Linked DNA regions of Homo sapiens: region 2 is linked to region 1. A link is an interaction called in ENCODE POLR2A ChIA-PET data of the cell type or tissue named here. Cell type or tissue: PC-3. All regions are shown on one strand. Region 1 overlaps LAMC1 (laminin subunit gamma 1). Region 2 overlaps LAMC2 (laminin subunit gamma 2).

Evidence for each region. ChIA-PET counts read pairs that join two places held together with the same protein. Peaks named below come from ENCODE experiments on the same cell type or tissue, not always from the same donor. Only the 100,000 strongest peaks of a DNase experiment are listed, where the experiment ranks them.
Region 2: POLR2A ChIA-PET joins it to region 1 with 8 read pairs; 2 of 35 experiments call an interaction of 5 or more read pairs at or near these places.

Annotation. Positions count from the first base shown.
Region 1 is chr1:183,095,432-183,099,431 of GRCh38, forward strand. The region is part of intron 1 of LAMC1 (laminin subunit gamma 1); the gene reads left to right. Among named protein-coding and RNA genes, the nearest start is that of LAMC1-AS1, 44 kb to the right of the region's middle. In PC-3, no CTCF peak of the experiment used is centred here; no DNase peak of the experiment used is centred here.
Region 2 is chr1:183,207,217-183,211,216 of GRCh38, forward strand. It overlaps LAMC2 (laminin subunit gamma 2), which reads left to right. Exons shown (of 23, transcript NM_005562.3): 2 at 665-853. Among named protein-coding and RNA genes, the nearest start is that of LAMC2, 23 kb to the left of the region's middle. RefSeq lists an enhancer at 2,483-2,612. In PC-3, no CTCF peak of the experiment used is centred here; a DNase peak (open chromatin) is centred at 2,485; H3K27ac peaks cover 1,343 bases.

The DNA.
Region 1 (4,000 bases):
TCCCACACAATTATGGTGTCTTTTTCATATCTTAACAATTACACATTTCTGAAATATGGGCTTATGTAGCTTATATTTAATTGCCTTTTTATTTCTTTAGTGTTATAATTAACTTAGTTGCCTTCTTTGTGACTCCGTTAAATCTCATGTCAGTCAAATCCCTGTAGTGGGATCTTTGTTCAGCAGAGCGAGTGGATTTTTTGCCTCAGCTTACACGAGTGGGGGTGAATATTGGCCTTGTTCCTTTAGCCCAGCTCAAGGACTTATTCATGCCTGTAGTCTACCACCATGAATTAGGTCTGGTATTGAGTCTTGGAAGCATGGGGTTTGGGTTAATAAGGCATATTCCCCAGTTCTTGGCTTAAAATTTCACTTGGGAATCTTTTTTGGTGAGTATATCAAATAAAATGGCAAAGATGTGCAGATTAGGATGAATTTATCGTATGTTTTGATAATGGAAATTGTTTGTACCCTCTAACAGTGATTTGCACTTATTTGAAATTACTCTCCAAGGGTGTTTGACATTCTAGTGTTCAGTTAAGAATTCTCTCTGTATGCATATAATGGCTGTTTTATGATCACATTTTAATTCCTATGATAAGTCAATTTTGGCCCTCCAGTTTACTGAAGTGTATATGGCATTTTGGGGCATTGCAATTAGGCAATGCAAGCAGAAAGCTTTTATTTTTTAGAACTTCTGCATTAGGTTAGTGCTGTGATCTTATTTAACCATAGCACCAAGTAGTATTTTGAGGGTGATAGGGAAAGAGAATTGTCTTTTTGGCTTAAACTTTATTTTGATACTTCATCGAAAAATCTAATTTCCATAGAGATTACGGATTTATCTTCTCCAAAATCATACTGTCTATTTCAGAACTTTTGTTTTCCTCTTAGCTCCATAGTGATAATCATACCATTATTTTTATAATAGCTTTTGATACAGAATTCTGTTAGCTTTAAAAAATTCTAAAATGATATCTTCTATTTTACCTACCTGCTTTGTTATATTTCACTGTGGCAACATAGAATTGAGACTTTCCATATTCCATCTCTGTTCATCTTAGTTAGCGTGTCTTTCCGTTATTAACAATGGCCCAAGTGTGATAGGAAGTGCTTATTGCCTGTACTCAGAAAACATGACTGTTGAAGCCCTTTGTTCATTCATTTGAAAGGGATACTTTCTCAAATTGTAAGTTCCATTGCATTTGTTGTCATAAATTTAGTTAGGAATTACTATTTTATACAAAACTGTAAAGGTTATTTGTCTGCATTTTTAAGTTGTGCTGATCTAAATATACTTTCTAAGGGATTGTCCTCTTGCACTGTTGGCATTTGACCGATTGACAAGGGGGAGGCCATGAAAAGGGAGTACAGAAATTTAGGGGAAAGGAACAGGATAATAAGTTTTTAAAAACAAACAATTTTGAAGATAAGTTTTAGCCAATAGAAACTAGCCCTTCAACAGGCAATAATGAGGACTGAGTTTTTCAGCATCTGGAGTGACTGCACTGTACCAGACCATCTTGGTATATTCCTTATGTGCTTAGTTGTTCTGTAGTGCTTCCGATCATCTGCCTGTGTCTGCTTGAGGATCCCACAGTCAGTATTAAGTTGGCCTTGGGTCGTCTTAATCAGTGAGGCTCTATTTGTGCAATCCATCCGCTGAGGTGGAACAATAACAGCTGGTTTGCAGCTGGATATGTTGTCCTGGGAACTCTTGTTTCAGCCAGCAGTTATGCTAACAAAATTGAAAACATTTTCAAATAGTTGCTTTCTGTGACTACTGTTTGTGTTAACTGTTTGGAGATCCCATTTAGTAGCCTAAACACACCCCATCTCTAATTGACTTTGTGCTACAACTTTATTAAAGTTTTATATGCCTAAAATCAAGTCTGGCTTCAAGGAGAGCATTCCTTTTCTGACTTCCAAAGAGTTAACACATAAGAGCCAGTAGTGAACCAGTGACTCCTAATTTGATACTTTAGAATGAACTAGTTTTCTTTTTCTAATTCAAGCTGTGGAAGGGCATTTTGCAATTTTGTAAAATTCTATATGGCTATTGTCATTCATTACTAAACTCTAAAGGAGGTTGTTTCACAAGATCCTTATGGAATTTTTCTGAGTAGCACATAACAGAGGAGCATTTATGTTCCCCAGCAGTCAGTGCTTGAATCCAATTCTAAGACAAGAAGAGTTTCTCCCTTATTCAGAGAGATGAGAAATACTTTACCATGTAGGAGGCTTAAGCAGAATTCCTTGGCTTGGTCCCACATGAACAAAGGCTGGATTCTCATTGTCGATGCGGCCTGTTCCCCTCCTCTCATTCCCTCAACCAGCATGAACTGTAGGATCTAGAGCAGGAAGTATTGGTTAATTTTGTGTGCTTCATTCTAAACATCTGCCCTTGAGTTTTTTGTTTATGGAAGGGATATGGCAGGGGGAGGAAGAGGGGCAGTAGAACACTCAGAAGCTAAACATTTTTTTGGTGGTGTGTATATCCATGGTTAGTCTTCGTGTGTGTGAACATGGGGTGAGGAGTGGAAGATGTTCTGGTTGAATAGTTGCTGGAATACATCCAGAAATGCACTTACTGTTTTCCTTAATCATTTGGCTTGGCTACTTTACCTTAAAGCCATACTGTCTACTTTCACTTGCTCCCGCAGCATGTTGATAATCTAGTAGTGTCATCAGACTGGAAATTAGAAGACCTGGTCCAGTTTTCTATTCATCTACCTGTTAACTGGATCTTCTTACTTTGTCAATTGTGAAATGAGTAGGATGGACAGAGTAGGGAAGTATAGTGAGAGAGAGGACATGGTAACCCTCAGGTAGAGCTATTTAACAGAATAAAAAGCTCCTTAGTGTTCCAGTTCTGGTTGTAGTTAATTCCAGATAACACACATACCTCGCACTTTGACCCCTCTATTCCATTTTCTGTATTTGCCTTCTTATTTATCCAGACTGGATTCCAAATTCCTTGAAGCAACTTTATTCCCCTTGTCTTGTTGTCTTTCTTTTACATTGGCAGAGGGGATGCTGAATGCTGCAGCAGAAATCACACCTCCACAGAGATGTTTGTACAAAGGCATGGCCTCCTGCTCTCCTCTCAGCCACCTGGTCTTTGCCCAGTAAGCCTTCTTTTTTCTAGTCAGCTACCTTTGCTGGACTTTACATTGGCTATTATAAAGTTTCTACACTCTGTTCAAATATTCCCCACCCAACATTACTCCCTGTCTTTGCCGCCAGTCTTGAGCAGGTATCCTTGATTTTCACTACACAGAAAAAAAGTCATCAGTAGAACTCGAATTTTAACTTCTGCCCCTTAAAACCTACAATGTCACTTTGCATATGCACCCAGACAGAGAGCAAAGAGGCAGGTTTCCTTCTGTAGAGAACCAGTCTCCCAACAAACATGGAATCCCATTCTTGTTTTCCAGCTTCTATTTTTCACCTTTCCCTCTCTGCTGACTCAAATACAACAGCATTTAATACACGTTCATCTCTATCAGAAAACAAAAAAGAAAAGAAAAGTCTTTCCTTGGCCCTGTAACCCTTCCAAATATCATCTTCCCCTCCTTCTCCTCTTCTTTAGGCAGACTACATGGTAGATTAACTACACTCACTGTGTCTGCCTGCTGTCTATTCTCAATTCCTTTGTTTTTGTTGTTTTTTTTTGAAAGGGAGTCTCGCTGTGTTGCCTAGGCTGGAGTGCAATGTCGCGATCTCGGCTCACTGCAACCTCCGCCTCCTGAGTTCCAGCAATTCTCCCACCTCATCCTCCTGAGTAGCTGGGATTACAGGCGCGTACCACCACGCCTGGCTAATTTTTTGAATTTTTAGGAGAGACAGGGTTTCACCATGTTGGCCAGGCTAGTCTCGAACTCCTGACCTCAAGTGATCTGCCTGCCTCGGCCTCCCAAAGTACTGGGATTACAGGCCTTAGCTACTGAGCCCGGCCCATTCTCAATTCCAACCACTGCCATCTTGTCCCTGGCACTGC
Region 2 (4,000 bases), 110 kb after region 1:
TTTCCGTGTTTCGCTTCTTTGCTGTTCGGGTCCTTATGGAGATGTTAGTCACTTTGCGAGTCTCTTTGGAACATCTGCAGGATGGGCTTCCTAGATACTTGAGAAAGGTCATTCTTCATGGGACACTTGGCTTTGGGAGGAGACATGTGCCCAGACGGTCACGTCCACTCCTTTGCCTTGACGGGCACCGGTGGGATGGGTGTTGTGTATCTTGAGCAGCGACACCATCGGCTAATAGCTGTGCTGAGTCCGCAGCTGCCCATCCTCAGGTCTCCGTGAGCCCACACACTTGCTCTGTGGGATTGCAGTGTTTTGAAATGAACTCCTTGCAAACATTTAAATCAGAAATATCCGCATAAAAATGTAATTTAACATTTTGGGTTTCTCTCGAGGAACTGGACAGTCTGGCAACCCTGAGCCCATGTTCTCCCAGACAGCAGCCCACCAGCATTGCATAGTGCCTACTTCCTTTAAGTGGAGCAGGCGTCCCCGGGGTCCCTGCACTGCCAATTGCACTCCCATATCTTCCTCCCGCAAGGAGTGTAGGTTACCATATAGTACTCATGCATAATTTCTATCAATAATAACATAAACACCTGCTAGAACAGTTCCTGAGGTGTTTTTTTTTTTTTTTGACGATCTCTTTTGTATGCTTCCTCCCCAGTCTGTGATTGCAATGGGAAGTCCAGGCAGTGTATCTTTGATCGGGAACTTCACAGACAAACTGGTAATGGATTCCGCTGCCTCAACTGCAATGACAACACTGATGGCATTCACTGCGAGAAGTGCAAGAATGGCTTTTACCGGCACAGAGAAAGGGACCGCTGTTTGCCCTGCAATTGTAACTCCAAAGGTAGCTGAAAAGGACGGAAAGAGGGAGAGGGAGATGGAGCAGTGGGGAGACAAGAGGGAAGGAAGGAAGGAGGAAAAGAAGAAGGAAGGGAACAACGGAGGAAAAAGAAAGAAAACAGGGAAAGCAAGCAGGCCAAGAGGGAGATGTTCAACCTCACCAACAACTGGGAACCTACCAGACATTGGTCTTTTTAGCAGTTTCAATCTGAAAGGAAACATGTTTCTCTTAAGTAGGGGTTGGTGGAACCAGTTGGGACCTTGAGGGCATGTTGTCTTGAATTCTAATACAAAGAGTCACATTATTAACTTTTCCAGGCAGGTGACAGTCTTTTGCAAGCAGATGACAAAGGAAGCTTGCACTCTTTCAGGGATAGTTCTTCATATCCATAGCCATCCATTTGACCAACCTCTTGAAAAATAAGGAATTAGAAAGATCTGTTTCTAGTGCTGTGCTAGGTGCTAGCAATATGAAGTTGTACTAATAAAGGAGACAGACAAGTAAACAGGAAAATTGAAGTCTTTCATTAGGTTGCTAAAAAGATAAAACAAAATAACAAATAGGAAACACCTAATGGGGTGGCTGGTTCATAGGAGAGCTAGTTTGTTTTTTTGTTTTGTTTTGTTTTTTTGAGACAGGGTCTCACACTGTTGTCCAGACTGGAGTGCAGTGGTGCCATCTCGGCTCACTGCAACCTCCGCCTCCTAGGTTCAAGCGATTCCCCTGCCTTAGCTTCCTGAGTAGCTGGGATTACAGGCACCCACCACCACGCCCAGCTAATTTTTTGTATTTTTAGTAGAGATGGGGTTTCATTATGTTGGCCAGGCTGGTCTCGAGTGCCTGACCTCGTGATCCACTTGCCTCAGCCTCCCAAAGTGCTAAGACTACAGGTGTGAGCCACCGCGCCTGGCTAGTTGTTTTTTTTTTTTTTTTTAAAGTATCCCACACAGTGCTATATTCATATAACTGTAGGTCTTTGCTGTACACACAGATACATACACTGTGCTGTATTCATTGTGGACAGACAGTAAAGACAAGTTAGTAAATATAAAGGGGGAGAGAGAGGTGGTTCTGTAAATAAGATTTTTTTTTTAAACGGTTCATTTGTCTATTATCTTTCTGGCATTATCTACTTTTCTTTGCTAGAAAGTGTTTAACAGCATCCTGTGATAAATATTGATCCACTTAAAGCATACAGCCTTATTGCATGGCAATGACTTAGTGTAGTAGGTCTGTGGAACCAACTGATAGCTGCAGCTTGAAAGAATCTAAAAATGGGCAGATTCTGGTGCAGCCATGAGTTGCTGGTAGAGTGGTTTGGGAGTCTTATAGAAAACTGGGTGACCCTGTGGTGAGATAGGCCCATATCGCAGCAGTCACCCCCCAAATTCACCTAAGTTGCTGTCACAATGTGGTTTGACTCAGATTAGTTTAGCTTTGTTGTGTGGAATTTGCATCCAGAATCTTTTGGATTTAGCAGTCCTCCCTATGAATCAAAGAACTTCATAAAAAAATTAAAAGACAAATTATTGCATTTTAATGGGCATTTAACCTCTCTGAAGAGCTCCTATTGCCTTAGGTCATGCAGCTTCATTGTGAGTCACCAGAGTTGGGTCATCCCAGTGAAATGATCAGTGAGAATGAAACTAGAAATTTAATTGGCTCAGCTTGAAAGCCTGGCCTGAAGACAAGGTTATTAGTCTCAGGGTAGACCAGGAACCTGCTGCCTAGCACAGAAGGATGGTAAAGAAGGATTTACCATGTCATCTCTTCTGTTTCAGCATGTAGTCTACTGCTTGCCCAGTGGTAAGGGCAAGTGAAACTGGCTCCTTCTTTTTATTTGGGTAATAGATATCCCAGACTCAGTGGGAACAGCTTGGCAGGAAGTGGTGGAGCCCAGTATTGATTTATGTCTTATATGATAGTTAACATGTGCCATGTGCCAACCCTGGGCCAGGCACTTTTCTAGGTGCTTTTAATCCAGTAATTAATTAATCTTCACAAATAACTAAAGAGGGGGCTATGTTTTTTCCCATTTCACAAATGATGTAGCAGAGACTTAGGGAGGGAGGGGAAGAAACTTGTCCAAGGTCATAGAGCTAAGGGGCAGAGTAAGAGTTCAGGACCAGGTTTGTTGACATCAAAGGTAATAATGTAGAGTACAGTGGTGGGTTATGGAGCCAGGCAGCCAGGGTGCAAATCTGGACACAACCACCATCATCATTAGGTCACTCTGGGCAGGTTCCTTAACCTCTTGCTGCTCCAGCATCCCCATCTGTTAAAGAGTGTTCATGATATTCATGTCATGGGATCCTGTGGAGATAAAATGGTGTTTGACAAGCACATGGCGGGCAACTCAGTAAATTGTGAATTGATGTAGTTGTTTTTCTTATTAAGACAGTGGGGAAACTGAGACCTAGAAAAATTAATGAATGGCCTAAAGTCTTCCAGCAACTGATTGCAAGAACTAAAGTTGTAAGCCAGATCTTCTGATCAAGAATAATTCTCTTATTCCCTCCATATGAAAGAAAAAAAAATCAGAATGGCATTTTTCAATGCCCAAAAGCAGACAATTTATGTGTACACAAAAAGCTTGATGGATATTATTTCCTAAGATCTGACTAATGCTTTATAATTTTCCAAAACATTATCATAGATGATGTCCTTCTTAGTCCTCATAACAGTCTGACAACAATGTGTTAACACATCCACTGTTAAAGAGATGAAGAAACTGAACTTTCAGGGTCCAAACTGCAGAGGCTGAAAGACACATTGGTGACAGAGACTGTTCCCACCATGTGCTGTCCCCAGCTGCTCCTCAGCTGCACATGTCACCAAACCACTAGCACAAGTTTAATTCCCTATGTGATTTCTCAGTATCCCAATTAGCCAGAGGATATTTTTCACTTTCAGATAATAACTTGACAGGGAAATCTGTTGTATATTCCATTTCAAATGCAAAATAACATGTCTTACAAAAAAATGCTATCATTACATGTATGTCAAATGAAGCCAATGGCATTAATAAACCCCAGAGTAGTCACCAATTTTGGACTTTATATCGATTTCCCAAAAATGCAGAAATTAGGCTTATTTTTAGATTATGACTTTGTGGGCTCAGCAACAGGGCTGAGTTACCTTCAGCTCTTC